Linked DNA regions of Homo sapiens: region 2 is linked to region 1. The links are chromatin loops, found by intact Hi-C in ENCODE. Cell type or tissue: Calu3. All regions are shown on one strand.

The links. Hi-C counts contacts between places; a loop is a spot of excess contacts. Peaks named below come from ENCODE experiments on the same cell type or tissue, not always from the same donor. Only the 100,000 strongest peaks of a DNase experiment are listed, where the experiment ranks them.
Region 2: a loop joins it to region 1, with 4 times the contacts of the local background. A loop is called at or near these places in 15 of 110 quality-filtered maps.

The regions. Positions count from the first base shown.
Region 1 is chr4:47,682,081-47,690,080 of GRCh38, forward strand. CORIN (corin, serine peptidase) reads right to left here. Exons shown (of 22, transcript NM_006587.4): 7 at 1,651-1,758. Among named protein-coding and RNA genes, the nearest start is that of MIR8053, 33 kb to the left of the region's middle. In Calu3, a CTCF peak has its summit at 4,372 (motif pointing right); a DNase peak (open chromatin) is centred at 4,411.
Region 2 is chr4:48,090,779-48,098,778 of GRCh38, forward strand. It overlaps TXK (TXK tyrosine kinase), which reads right to left. Exons shown (of 15, transcript NM_003328.3): 7 at 4,365-4,444; 8 at 3,299-3,426. Among named protein-coding and RNA genes, the nearest start is that of TXK, 39 kb to the right of the region's middle. RefSeq lists an enhancer at 2,998-4,197. In Calu3, no CTCF peak of the experiment used is centred here; a DNase peak (open chromatin) is centred at 3,293.

The DNA of each region.
Region 1 (8,000 bases):
TGATCTCATGGAAATAGAGAGTAGAACAGTGGTTACTAGAGGCCAGAAGGGTATGGAGGAGGAGGGACAAAGAGAGATTGCTGCCAGGTGCGGTGGCTCATGCCTGTAATCCCAGCACTTTGGGAGGCCGAGGCAGGCAAATCATGAGCTCAGGAGTTAGAGACCAGCCTGACCAACATGAAGAAACCCCATCTCTACTAAAAATACAAAAATTAGCTGAGCGTGGTGGCACACACCTGTAGTCCCAAGTACTCAGGAGGCTGAGGCAGGAGAATCACTTGAGCCCGGGAGGCGGAGATTGCAGTGAGCCGGGATAGCGCCACTGCACTCCAGCCTGGGTGATGGAGCAAGACTCCATCTCAAAAAAAAAAAAAAAAAAAAAAGAGAGAGAGAGACAGAGATTGTTTAACTGATACAAAATTACAGCTAGATAGGAGGAACAAGTTGTAGGTTTTTATAGCACTGGATGGTGACTATAGTTAATGATAATTTATTGCATATTTTCAAATAACTAAATGAGAAGATTCTGAATGTTCCTAATACAAAGAAATGATAAATGTTTGAGGTGATGGATACACTAATTACCCTGATTTGATCATTACATATTGTATACATGTATTAAAATATCATGCTGTATTCAATAAATATGTACAACTATTATTAGTCAAAATAAAATAAAAATAAACTATTATCAGAAAAAAGCAATAACCCACCTCTATCTAGTCACACAGGAATGGTTTGTACACATACATTTTAAAATATTTTTACAGATACAGCAAGTGGCAGCTAGACAGCGCTCCTAGAAACCACCAGGTTTCCCAGCATGGGGTTATTCCTAACATTCATGATTCCAATGCCTTCCTCTGACCATACCGCTGATCCTTCCCAAACATTCATTTTGATGTTATCTAATGCAGGACATTGTCTGATATCATTTGTCCAGGGTGTATCCTCATCCCAGTTTGCCCTTTTGTTCATGTTGCAAAGTTCCTACGTCACTCAATAATATGCTACCTAAAAATTCTGAAGCTAGTCACAAAGCCAAAAAAGTAAATGAGCAAGAGGAATTTTGCTGATTTTAATTCATGAGATGGCATTCAGAATTGGACATGACTCTTTAAAAAGTGGGGTTATTCTTTAAAAGATAAGATCACCATGTGTACACAAAACAAATGCATCATCCTAACCCTGGGTGTAGCTGCTGAACAGGTGGTCCCTGTACTATTTGAGGATTAAATAAAGGAGGGGACTTCAGTCACATGTACCAAGGGAATCAGGCACAGACAATATATCTGCCCTCAAAGTTTGCTCAAAAGCCCAAATCTAACGTAAGCCACTGGCTCTAACCAGAGGAGAAACAGAACACATTTGAGGAGAGGAAAAAAAACTATTAATGCATTAACAACCTTTACCAGTCTTCCCATCCCACTTCTTAAACATTTTCTTAATATGATTTTTTAGGTATTACATTTACACATAAGACATTACTGAGGACAGTGACTGAACAAACTTCCTCCTTCTAAAAAACAAGAAACCAATCATTTTGTAATTTAAACTGCTAATCATATTAACACATAATGAACTGTAAGTTTTTGGTTATAAATTTCTATGATTTTAAATTAAAACCTTTGGGGAAACAATGCTACTTACCACAGTTTTGCTCATCACTCAAATCCCCACAGTCATCATATCCATCACACACAAGGCTGTAATTAAGGCACTTGCCTGTGTGACAGTGAAACAGATTCTCGCTGCAGTCTGCAAATAAAAGAAGCCACCAGTGTGTCATCAGAGCCATACAGAATGCTATTGTAGTACGATATTTAACAAAAGCCAATCATGGAAGGGACACCCTAATGGTAACCTGGTCCACACCTATTGTTTTATAGGTGAGAAGGTGGCACACAGAGATACAACGACCTGTTCAAGGCCACTTGAACAGTGGCTCCCAAGCCAAGTGATTTTATCACTTTCTGATGTGTTTCTCTGACTTCTATTTTATGTCACCTGAACGATCCTTGATTGTTAAAGATGAGAAAAGACATTCTCAGTTCACCATCATTCCTAATGAAGTTCTTGTTCATGCAGAATAGACTTTAGTAACTCTTATGTTTTCTTTAGAGTTGAAGTCTAGGTTTGTCAGTAGAAAGCATAAACATAACAAATAAAATAAGTCATTTAGATTATGGAGTTATTATTTCCTTTCACATAAACATTACTGCTTAAGTCAATTGAGTGTTTCATAATGCAATCCTCAAATAAGCAAGTACTGTCCAAAGACTATGGTGGCAAGATGAGAAGTGCTATGTAATCTCAGGATGCTTATAGTTTAATGTTGAAATAAACAACATCCAGGGCAAATGGTTTCCTGATTTTAATAGGAAAATAAAGTCTTGTCCTTGGGTAAACCAGAACTCCTATCCTGGTTCTGCCATCTACTAGCTGTGGGACTTTTAGTGTGTTATTGTTAGTTCAAGTCTAGGAGTCTGTGAACTGATGTATGAAATTGGGACAAAATCAGCCACTTAATAGGGTTTGAAAGAAGAGTTTAATGAAATAGTGTGTGTAAGGCAATTCAATGGAAAGAGAATGTTCTTTTCAACAAACGGTATTGGGACAATACTAGAATAATATTTGCAAATTATATGTATGATAAAGAAATTTGGATATCCAGAGTCTCTATAGAACTCTTACATTCAATAATCAGACGAAAAAGAATTCAATTATAAATGGTCAAAAGACTTGAATAGAAAGTCTTCATGAAAGACATAAAAACACATGAAAAGGTGCTCAACGTTATTAGTCATTAAGCAAAGGCAGCGGGAGGTGAGAGGGCAGGACAAAACAAAAGAAAAAAAAATAAGCTAAGGCAAATTAAAACCACAAGAAGATATAACTACACATCCCTTAAAATGGCTACAATGGAAAAGATGGATAATAGCAAGTATTGGCAAGGATTTTGAGAAAATGAATCTCATGGATCTCTGGTGAGACTAAAATAATAATGCCACCTTGGAAAACTGGCAGTTTCTTATGAAGGTAACTGCAACCTTACCATACAATTAATTTGTGAATTCCACTCTTAGGAATCTACCCAAGATAAATTAAACATATATCCACATGAAGATTTATATATAGATGTTCACAGCAGCATTATTCATAAGCCAAACACTGGAAAAAAATCCAACTACTCACTAACTGGAATGGACAAACAAAACGTAATACTCATGCAGTGAAATACTACTCGGTGATTAAAAGGATGAAACTACCAATATATGTGACAGTATGGATGAACCCCAAAAAGTTACGCTGTGTGAAAGAAATCAGATACAAAAATTACATATTATATGACTCGTTTATGGAATTCCCAGAAAAAACAAATTTATAGAAACAGAAATCTGAGAAGTAGTTACAGTAGCTGAGGGATTAGAATTGGTGACTGACTACAAATGTGTGGGAGATAAATTTTGGGGGAGATGCAAACATTCTAGAACTGTATTGTGCGGTTAGTCGCATAACTCTATAAGTTTACTAAAAATCAATAGATGAAATTTATAGGATGTAAATTATACCTCAATAAAGCTGTAAAAATGTTTAAAATCAATATATGTAAAGAAATCTGCATTTTACAGAAACTAGATTTCTTAAGTATATTTTTATTTCCCTTATTTAAAGTAAATTAAGTGCAAAACAGTTTGCTTAAGGCTGGAGAAGGAATACAGAAAATAGGCGGAATTTCAATAGGGTGGATGTAATGAAAAGTTTAGCATATTTCAAGCAGATGAAATAGCAAGAACAAAGGAAAGAGGCAAAAAAATAGGGCACGTTTGAAGATCAGTCTACTTGGCTGATGAAGGCCAGAAATCAAGCAGTCAGTGGTTCAATCTCCTGAATTCCAGCTGATTGTTTCTCCTCAAGCAGAAGCCTGTATCTCATACAAGTAGCAGCCACCACTTTACTGTAAACATCCCATACTAGATGACGATTCGTTATCCAAAGCCTTTGGCATTGATCAGTTAAAACATTAGGCTTGCCAAAATATGACACTTACATATACATGAATCATAAATTACTGTTTCAAAAAAGCACTCTTCTAAAAAAAAAACAACTTAAAGTTTTTAGAATCACATCATTTTAGGAATGGAATGGGCCTTAGAAATCACCTGTTCAGTGTCTTCATTAGGAAGGTGTGTATGTGCACAGACACACACACGCATATATACACGTAAGTCCATACTTATAAGCATACAGAACTTTGTAAGTACTTTTTATTTTTCACTTCCCCCAGCCTGAATAATTTTCAAATAAGGACAGCCACCATAAGGGAAAATATAAGAACTAAGAAGTCCTAGCGATCACCTTGACAACGGTATTTTATCCCACTCAGCAGAGGGCGCTATTTCCCCACCCTGCACCCCCACTGCTGAATGAGGCTACAACACATGTGACAGCTGAGTGGAAAGGTTATGACACTGGTTCTTCTGCCCACAGGGTAGATCTGGGGAATTCGTGCATCAAGATATATACACTACCTTGTGAAATTCTAAAAGATCTTTTTGATGTTTTTTTGTCTTAATCTAAATTACTCTTGTGGGAAGTTTTGAGTCAACATGCTAGAATCAGCAATAGCCCGGGAAATAAGGCTTCTCAACTTGACGATCAGTGCAAAGTATACGCATGCATTCGCCCAGAGGATGGGGGACAGTGTTTCAGCACAATTTAAACCCTAGGAGTTAATTTCTTTGTAAGCACTACACTCACTTTTTTTGACAGTAGGACTACTAGGGAATCAAATACCCCTTTCAGAATCTGATTAACCTAAGAACACACCAAAAATTTCCAAAAGTTTATTTGTCTTCTATGAGGCCCATTCTAGGACCCCTGGTAATTCATACTAAAACACTGCATTGGAGATATTTTAAAAATTGATGTCCTCATTTATTAAATTACTTTATAAATGGAGAGGATTCAGGCATTTTTTAAAAATCCTCATTGTTCTCCCAGGTGTGGATTCAACTTTCTACTATTATAACTTGCTTGGTTAGAAGCCATTTTTAGAAGTGAGATACAAAATGAGCTGCATTTGGAAAACAATCTGTTACTTCCCTAAGGTCTGTGTGATTAGTAAACACGCAAAACCTTAACCAGAGGCACTGCAAAGCCAGAAATACAAATGGCAAATGCAAATACAGTAGCAAATGGCAAAGATCACAGTGTCTCCTTTTACTGAAATAAATGTTTATTTGACCTGGAAAGAGATGTTGTCAGTGCAATTTGGGGCCAGCAAATCAAAATTTGAAAAAGCTGCTTGCTGTGATTTTCTTGCTCAATAACAAGCATAATTTTGCATGGCCTAAGGTAGATGTTTTTCTAGACACACCTTTTTTTTTCTTAAGGAGAGCTTGATACAAAATGTTTCTTCTGAAATTCTTGCATGTTAATATTGATTTCAGTTTGGCATCTCATACGCACACTATTAATTCTTGTCTCTCAAAATTATTGTTAAATTAGAGCAGAAAACTAACACACAGAAAGGCTTTTTCTCAAAGGCTTCTTTCAACTGTACAGTCTCTATGACTATAAACATGAATGTGTTGCCTCAACTCAAGATGCAAGTACGGATGCTCAGTTTCCACCCACAGAAGATTAAATATGGAAAGGACCAGAGGTTATTTCATCCAATCCTCTGATTCTGAAATGACCAGAGGAGTTAGACGGTCTGTCCACTGTTGCTCAGCTCATTTACAGCAGAACCATGAGAAGAACCAGGCTTCTTGACTCTCTGAGTTCTTTCTACTATTGGCTTCCAGCTCTAGAAAAGGGTTTCTCAACGGCAGTATCATTTGACATTTTGGACTGGGTAATTCTTTGTTGTTGGGGGCTGCCCTGTGCAGGGTAGTTTGTTTAGCAGCATCTCTGGCCTCTACCCACTAGATGCCAGTAGCACCTCCCTCCACTCTCACAGTTGTGACAATAAAAAAAAGTCTCCATGCATTGCAAAATGTCACCTAGAGAATTGAAAATCATGTTGCACAGTATACAAACATCACCTGAGTGCAAGGCCTAGCTTTAATCCCATCTTTTCCATCAGCTGTCTACGCAATCCAGCTTCTAGTAATCTTACTCTTTTTACTAGAAGGACTCCCTGCTGCTGCCTTTTTTTGTTTGCTTGTTTACCTCAATTTTTTTGACTTTGTGATATTGCTTGTGTTATACTGTTTTAAAATACCATATTTAGGCTGGGCACAGTGGTTCACGCCGGTAATCCTAGCACTTTGGGAAGCTGTGGCAGGCTGATCACTTTGAGCTCAGGAGTTTGAGACCAGCCTGGGCAACATGGCAAAACCTTGTTTCTACAAAAAATACAAAAATCAGGCCTGGCGTGGTGGCTCACGCCTGTAGTTCCAGTTACTCAGGAGGCTGAGCCTGGAGAATTGCTTGAGCTCGGGTAGTGGAGGCTGCAATGAGCTGAGATCACACCTCTGCACTCCAGCCTGGGTGACAGAGTGAGACTCCATCTCAAAAAAAAATTTTAAAAAACATATTTAATAGTTTCTATGTGTATACGTTAGTTCCCTGATTTGATTAAAAGACTCATAAAGAAAGAAACCATGGCTTAACAGTATCTTTCTATTTACTAGGTAGCTAAAACATGATTCATACATAGTAGGAATTAAAGAATATTCAATACTTTGATTGATTCAGTATAATCAGATTGCCACTATACAAAAAAGTAAAATTTGCAAACATTTAGTACTTCTTCCATAAGCATAGAGTTTTTTTATTTTTATAATTTTGATGAAACTATTTCTAGCATTTACTTGCAGCTACATCTTAGTAGAAAGATTATTATAGATACAGTCATTTTTGATGATTCAAACATCATTTGGAATATCAATTTTTATTTTGTGCTTTTTAGGCTGCCTCCATTCTAAAATAGCTTCACGTGGTGCTGCTTTTAAAATTGTTGTGCATATTTTGTGTTTCTCTCTTCCTTACATGTATCAGCTGACATTATCAGCTGTCCCCACGACTTCCAGTGGTCATTCTCTGCACCTAGTAACAAGAGGTGCTGGGTGGGAGTGGAGGAACAATAAGATAACAACAGTGACAACAACAGTCACGACCGCAAATCCTAGTGCTTTTTGAGACTTACTGCATGCAAGACATTGGTCTATATGCTTTATATTCAGTGAATCATTATTCTGAACAATTTGAGAGATATTCACTATTTATTGTTTCCATTGTACTACTGAAGAAACTGAGGCACAGAGAGGTTGAGTAACTTGCCTAAGTTATCAGAGGCAGGAAATGGTAAGATCGAAACCTAAGCAGCCTGACTCAAGAATTTATAGTAGTCATTACTACACCGTATTACACTCGGTGTAATTAGATAGCCACCATCCTCAAAAATAAGTCAACCAATTTTACCCAAAATTCACAGAAAATGATTTTCAAAAATATTTGATAGTGGTTTTTATGTGTCATAAAATGTGTGAACTTTGTGGCAGCTATTTCACTGTGAAAACGTTTTCCTTGAGTTTCTAATTTAAAATTAAGAAGTATTCATCTACTAAGCACTTGCTATGTCCTAGGCACTATTCTAGGAGCCAGTTATAGACTCAAAAGATTATAGAATCTTAACAACAAAAGAGACACCAAGCACCTTCTAGCCCGGTGCTTCCAAGTCTGGCCGTCCATTAGAATTACCTGGAGAGCGTTACAAAAGTACTGCTGCCTGGTCCCCACTGCAGACAAACTGAATCAAAATCTCTGCAGATGGGGCTTCCTGAGGAGGCCAGCATGCAGCCATCCATGATGATACTGAAAGCCAGGGTTACAGAAGTGGCCTGCCTAAAGCCACAGAGGTAGACATTTCTAAAATTTTCCTGGTTTTTGAAAATTTTTCTACTGCACCACTAAAATTGTTTCAGGTGTTTGGAAATCTTTTCATCCAACAAATACTTAAGAAGAGATTGACAAGACAAAACCAGTTAGGG
Region 2 (8,000 bases), 410 kb after region 1:
AAGTGCAAGGCAGACCGGATAACATATAATTACTTTAGAGTGGGTGCTCAGGGAAGGCCTTTCAGACAAGATGACAGCTACGCTGACGTTGATTGATGAAGAGCCTTCCAGGTAGATGGAACAGCATGTGTAAATGCTGGAAGACAGAAACGAGCTTGACCAGTGTAAGAACAAAAAGAAGCACATATTAAGTGCCTATTGTGTGCAAGGCACTCTTCTAGGTAGATTCCCAAAGATTCCAGCAGATTCCAAGATGAGTAAGATGAGGACTCTGCCCACAGGGAGCTCTATCTCAGTGAGAGAAGACAGGCAGAGAGAGGCCATTCTAATGTGAAAGGAATAAGTATTCTGCTGGAGATGCATATAGGGTGCCTTGGGATGTAGAAAAAGAGCACTTGACACATTGTTGGACTCGAAGAATTCTTTGGGAGGAAATGACTGAGATGAAACTAACACATGGAGTTAACCCATGGGGAGAAACTATGAAGGACTTTCTAAGCAGAGGTAACGCATGAGATGAAACTTAGAAATGTGAAGCATGATGGTGGGTACTTGAGCAAAACTCAGGAGGTAGAGCCAGACAAATTGCACTGCAGAGGTAAGCAGTATTCTGGGTATGATGGGACTCATAAGCCACGCTAGGAAGCATTACATTTTCCTGCAGGTGAGAGGAAGCTATTGAAAAGTCCCAAGTAGGAGGGCACAGTCAGATTTACATTTCTTTTTCTTTTCTTTTTTTTTTTTGAGATGGAGTTTCACTCTTGTTGCCCAGGCTGGAGTGCAATGGTGTGATCTTGGATCACTGCAACCTCCGCCTCTCAGGTTCAAGCGATTCTCCTGCCTCAGCCTCTCGAGTAGGTGAGATTACAGGCATGCGCCACCATGACTGGATAATTTTGTATTTTTAGTAGAGATGGGGTTTCACCATGTTGGCCAGGCTGGTCTTAAACTCCTGACCTCAGGTGATCCACCCACCTTGGCCTCCCAAAGTGTTGTAATTACAGGCATGAGCCACTGCACCCAGCCAGATTTACATTTCTGATAGATCACTCTGGTACTAGCAGAATGGATTAAGGGGAAATCAACATTGGAGGCAATAAGACCAGTTAAGAGGCTACTGCAGTTGTCCAAGTGAGCAATGATCAGGGCAGCACTAGAAGGTAGGGAGAGGCAGGGATCTATAGGAGACACATTTAGGATATGAAATCAATTGCATTTGATAATTAATCAGAAGTGAGCTATTAAGAAGCATCTATTTAATTCCTATGCTTCCAACCCCTACAAGGGGCTGGATGATGCTAGTATTATCTGAGAGAGAGAAAAGAAAGAGGACATTTGGAGGGAGAGTAATGGTGTAAGATGAAGCATCCTACTTCATCAGTGAAGTTCAGGGCCTGCGGGATTGCAAGTGCCTTTGTCTACCAGACAGAAGATTATGCAAAGGGAGATGCCTAAGGTGAGAAGAGTAGTGATCAGGGACGGATTCTGGAGGAAAACCAATATTTAAGGGAAGAATAGAAGTAGGGCACATTGGGAAGATCCATTAGGAACTATTGAGTTAGAGAAGGCCAAAAAGGGGTGGTGTCAAACATCGAAGGAGCAACAAGTGACACTGCCAAATGTAGCAGAGAGGACCTGAACACATGAGAACTAGAAAGCACCACTGTACTGTCAATATAGGGGCCACTGGTCAAATATGGAGTGTTGAAAGCAGAAGACAGATCATAGATGTTTAAAAAGTAAATGGAAAGTGAGAGAGTGGAGACAATGGATGTGGACACATTTTTCCAAAAGTGTGACTTACAAGAGCAATGTGTAAAGGGAGAAAGAGTTAGGGCAGCAGGAGGAGAGTTGTTTTTGTTTTTAGGATAAGAAAGTCTTAAGCATGTTTATAGGGTTAAAAGCTAAAGGGAGACAGTCAGAAGAATGGAAGAGATACAGGAGAGAAAGGAACAGTGGATGGCAGGTAAGGGCAAGAGCACAGGCATGCCCTCACTACTACTGGAGGGAATGAGGATGAGAGGGCATGGGGACAGAAGAGGAGACGGAGGTCGCTCATGCCTGGTGACTTCACTTTTCCTAGTGAGGTACACAGACAGGGGATTTGCTAATAAGGCAGTGGTTAATTTTGGTAAAGGAGTCTTGAGAATGGTAAAAGTTTGAACAGGGAACAGGAATGGATGCTCACCGTGACTCTAACACCTAGTTCAGGTTAAAGCCCTCATCTAACCTCATTTAACCTTATCACCAAAACCACTCTTTCTTTTTTCTTTGGAGGAAGGAGAAAGAGGAATATAAAGGAGAAAACTCAGAACTGACATCTTGACTCTATCTCTAGCTACAACTAAGACCTTTATTGCCCCACCCAGATATTTTACCCTCACTCCTTAACCAAAATTCCAGTGAATAGCCATGTGGATGCATCCCACAAGTGGATAAAAATGTCCTTTGATATATTCCTGATACTTAGAACCAGTGTAATGGAAAAGTGAGCTCTTTCCAAAAGGAATATTTGTCAACACTTTTCATGAGAGAAATCTAAAAAAGAAGTGCATGCATGACAAGCAGTCAAAATGACATGAAAAGTTACCGTGGATTCTGAATTCTGCAATGCTGAGATAAGAAGATTCCCCATGGGCTCAGAGTGGTTCAGCACAGGTTGGGCAAGGGCTGAAGGCCAGAGAGGTGATTTTAATTGTGGTGGAACTTTCTGGGATCCTACATCTTTCCACAGATGATAGGTTTGCACAAAGAGCAATTATTGCAAACAATGTCTGGGGAGATGGGTTAAATATGCCTCTGGTATAGTTAGGCTAAATTGTAACTGTGAAAGGCTGTGTTCTCTGTGACTTTTTATATTCTCCAAACAAGAAAGAACAGAGAGTGAGAGATATAAGGGTGATTTTCTATTACAATCGTCAAAAGTAGAGAGCAGATTTATGGGGGCAAAGGGAAAGAAGCATCATTATTTAGGGTATTTGAAATCTTATTACATTTAGCCCTATGTAAATTTCCAGAACAAATGCATAATGATTGATGACTATTTGCTTCTCTGTCATCTATCATTTTTCTAACCTGGTAGAAATATAAGAAATTGACCTACCTCTTGCCCCCAACCAACCAGAAAAATGAAGAGGCATCAATAAGAAAGATAATTGCTCAAAAGATAAGTTGTACTTCAAGCTTTTAAACTATTTCTATAGGGAGATTTGCTCCTGTTGAGTGCCTGATACCAAAGATGCATTGCCCATCAAGGGCATGGCTCCCTGACTCACCCAGCTGGAAGTTCCCCTCTTACCGGCTGCATTGTGCTGGTGATACCAGATTAACTCAGGGATTGATTGAAAGGCGTGTCTTTCAGCCACATACCACTGTCCTGAGTCATTCTTTTTTATCTGATAATGTTTTATGGCAGCCTCCGTACTTCTACAATCAAGAAAATGTGAATTACTAGAAATGTGAAAGATCAATTTGGATCTAAGCCAACTCATTAAACAACAGGACTCCAGTTCTAAAACTCATCCTAGCAACACTACACTGAGAAGTAGATTGGCTAAATTCAACAAGTGCCCCCCCATGCCAAGAAAATTCCTCAACTACATTATTGGGGCCTTAGATTCAAACATAACTTCAGCCAAAGTTGTCTGAGTGACAAGACCAGTGTTCAGAAAAGTAGATCTCATAATGAATACATGTAAGTACATATTGAATATCAAGTATTGGTTAAATGAATGAACACATGCACTGTAAGCAATTGGAGATGGGAGACAAGAAGGGAGGAAAAACCAATGCCAGGTGCATTAGTTAGTAGGTTACTACTATGGGCAATTGGGGCTCAATACTTGTAGGAACCTAGGAGAGACTGGGGAACACACCTCACAATTGTCCCACTGAAGTGCAAAGAAGCTGAGATATTTATCCACCAACTCCCATTCTCTTTAACCTAGCATTGCTCCTGGGATGTTACCTCTCAGGCACTTTCAGCTTAGCCACGGGGCGCACAAGTTCCCACAGCCAGAGAACATCCTCAGGCAGACAGACACAGGAAGCTTTCTGAGTGCAAGAGACTTTTCTGCAAGTGAATCCCAGAACAGACCAAGGGATATGAGGAAAGCGCCCAACAGCGTCTACTACAACTAATCTCCCCCTCTTTACTTTATGGTTGAGAAAAGGAAGACGGGAGAGGTTAAGAAACTTATGCAATGTCACACAGAGCATGCTAGGGATATATCACGGACTGGTTGGTTTTTCTAACTTCCAGGTCAACAATCTTTTCCCTAAGCTAAGCTCTCACTAACATTCTCTATGTGATGGAGACTGTGCCAGGGATTATTTCTATAGTAACCAAAATCACAAGTGCTTACCTTCTAGCTCCCATAAATACGGAAATTGTGTAGGATCCTAAATGTCTTGAATCTCTGACAATAAATGCACCTTCTTTAGACTGCAAAAAAAATCATTTATTGAATAAGTCTATTCCTTCTTAGAAAGACAAACCTACAACTCAGGGATGAAAATCAAAGCTATATTGACTTACCATAAATAAGTGACCTGCTATATTATTAATATGAAGAATTAGATTGTCTTTACAAGTACACAAAATCTTATCTCCCTTATAGATTTAGAAGTCACACCTATAAAATAAATTGTAATTGGGACATGCATTTATAATGTACTTTAGAATACTGTTACTGATTTTTCTAAGAAAAATTCTCTATTTGAAAACCTTGTACCCTACTGCTTATTTTTGTTATATTGACCAGAATAATAGATTAAAAATCACTGTAGAATAGGAAGAACACTAAGACAGACTGACCGGATTGTACTTTGGAAGAAGAGCAACAAGGTGACAGGGAGGAACACAGCTGGGCAAGCAGGGCGTGGGGAAGGACACCAGAGTTCATGGGAAGTAGAAAGAAAGAACAGATATGGGGGAGTCTGAAAAGAAAAGCAAAAGGAACCATATTAGTTGCAGTAGGGGTATGGGAAGATAAAAAGAAGTGGTAAAAGGGAGAACATGATAGTAAATCTGAAGTTATGTTATAAATTAGATTCCTATTAACATTCTTTGGGAGATGCCAATAAAGCTGTAAATTGCTTTCAAAGAATCTTGAATGTTGCATTGTTTAGATTCGTTTGTTTGATATTGTAAAATGATTTAGCTTTACTGAGTGTGCTTATGCTCATGAAGAGGGAAAATACATCTCAGAATCTTGTCAAACCCATAGAAGCTTACACTTATAAAGTGCTGGTATTATTTACATTGTGCTTGAGAATTGCAGAACCCAAATAGCATGGTCTGACCCTCAAGGTAAACGTACTACATTAAGTAGAGTCTTCTCCTTCTCATTCCAGATATTCACCCAGATATAAGCCTTATTCCCTGGTCAAATTGTTTTAACCAAAGAATCTCTTGCAGCCATTCGAAATAATAAAATCTAGCTTTTACTATATTCCTACAATGTACAAGGGTACTGTTACATACCACAGAGGACACAAGATGTAAAAGACAAAGATGAAAAAGTAAAGTTGAATGTATTGTGTATATGTATATAATACACACAAACAAGTATATATAATATGCATATAAAGTTGCATATGTAGTGATAGCTTTATAGAAACAAAGTAGAAAGGGTACAAGCAAGATTTCCTGACTACAAAGCAATAAAACCAGAAATTAATAGCAAACTGAAAACTAAAAAAGCTCCTATCACCTAAAGATTTTTAAATTTTCTTTCTCTTTCTTTCTTTTATTTTTTTGAGATGGAGTCTCGCTTCGTCACCCAGGCTAGAGTGCAATGGCATGATCTCGGCTCACTGCAACCTCCACCTCCCAGGTTCAAGCCGTTCTCCTTTTCTCCTGCCTCAGCCTCCCCAGTAGCTGGAATTACAGGCACATGCCACCATGCCTGGCTAATTTTTGTATTTTTTGTGGAGACAAGGTTTCACCGTGTTGGCCATGCTGGTCTCGAAATCCTGACCTCAAGTGATATGCCCACCTCAGCCTCCCAAAATGCTGGGATTACAGGCGTGAGCCACCATGCCCGGCCTTTTAAATTCTCTTTCATATAGCTCAAAGAAATTCAAATAAAAGCGAAGAATATCTAGAAAGTAATAAGGAAACATCACATATTAGCACCTCTGCTATGCAGTTCAAGCAGTACTCAGAAAAATAAATTTATAGTCTTATTACTTATATCAACAAGCAATAGCAATAAAAATAAGCATATTCAACTCAAGAAATTAGGATTAAAAACTATAAAATAAGCCCAAATCAAGTAGAAGAAATAAATTAATAAAGACAAAACATAAAATAATAAATTATTAAAGTAAGAATATAATATGACTAGTAAATTCAAAATCTGGTTGCTTAGGGAAAAATAATAGATAAACTGCTAATTAACCTAATCACTAAATAATGGTGAAAATCAATCAAAAATAATAAGTCACAAGGAGAAAATTATCAAGGATCCAGTAAAAATTAAGGAATTTACTTGATTCTATACAATAAATTTGGAAACTCGAATGAAATGGATAATAAACTAGTAAGACATAAAATTTATCAAAATTGAATGCAGAAGAGTTAGGAATCTTAATGGACCTGTTGAGTAGAAAAATTGATTGGGTTTTTAAAAAGCTACCACTTTTTTTTTTTTTTTGAGACGGAGTCCCACTCTGTCGCCAGGCTGGAGTGCGGTGGCGCCATCTCGGCTCACTGCAAGCTCCACCTCCAGGATTCAAGCGATTCTCTTGCCTCAGCCTCCTGAGTAAATTCAAACTCCTGAGTAACTCCTGACTACAGGCGCCTGCCACCATGCCCAGCTAATTTTTGTATTTTTAGTAGAGGCAGGGTTTCATCATGTTGGCCAGGATGGTCTCGATCTCTTGACCTTGAGATCTGCCCGCCTCAGCCTACCAAAGTGCTGGGATTACAGGCGTGAGCCACTGCACCCAGCCAAAAGCTACCACATTTTTTTTTTTTTTTTTGAGACGGGGTCTCGCGCTGTTGCCCGGGCTGGAGTGCAGTGGCGCCATCTCGGCTCACTGCAAGCTCTGCCTCCTGGGTTCACGCCATTCTCCTGCCTCAGCCTCCCGAGTAGCTGGGACTACAGGCGCCCGTCACCACGCCCAGCTAATTTTTTGTATTTTTAGTAGAGACGGGGTTTCACCGTGTTAGCCAGGATGGTCTCGATCTCCTCACCTTGCGATCCGCCCGCCTCGGCCTCCCAAAGTGCTGGGATTACAGGCATGAGCCACCACGCCCGGCCAAAAGCTCCCACATTTAAACAGTACTATAGTCACACATTACAATGTACCGAACCTTAAAGAAAAAAATGGTATAGAGATGAAACTATGCCACAGCACATGACATGAAAAGAAGAAAAACTTTTCAGTTTGTATGTAAAAAATGAGCTTAATATCAATAATCAACAGCACCGCCAGAACTGTGCACAAAAGAGAAAACTACTGACCAGTCTTATCAATGTAAAAATTCTAAATAAAATGTTAAGAAATAAATCCCATGGCACAAACGAATGATATACCATGACCAAGAAGAATTGCATGATGAATGTAAGAATAATTCAGTATTTGGGATTTTATTAACATAATTTATCATATTATTAGGTTTGTGCAAAAGTAATTGTGTTTTTTTCTATTAAAACCACAGTTACTTTTGCACCAACATATATAGCAGCGCTAAGGAGAAAAACCACACGAACATCCCTAGAGATGTTGAAAAGCCATTTGACAAATTTCAACTTCTAGTATCAATTTTTAAAAATTCTCAATAAAATAGGAATGCGTGTGTACTTCCTTAACACAATAGCACTTACTCACTTTAGTCTCAAATCCAGCATCGTGCTATATGTGGAAATCATTCCAAATAAAATCTGAAAAAGGGCCGGACGCAGTGGCTCATGCCTGTAATCCCAGCACTTTGGGAGACCGAGGCAGGCAGATCACTTGAGGCCAGGAGTTCGAGACCAACCTGGCCAACA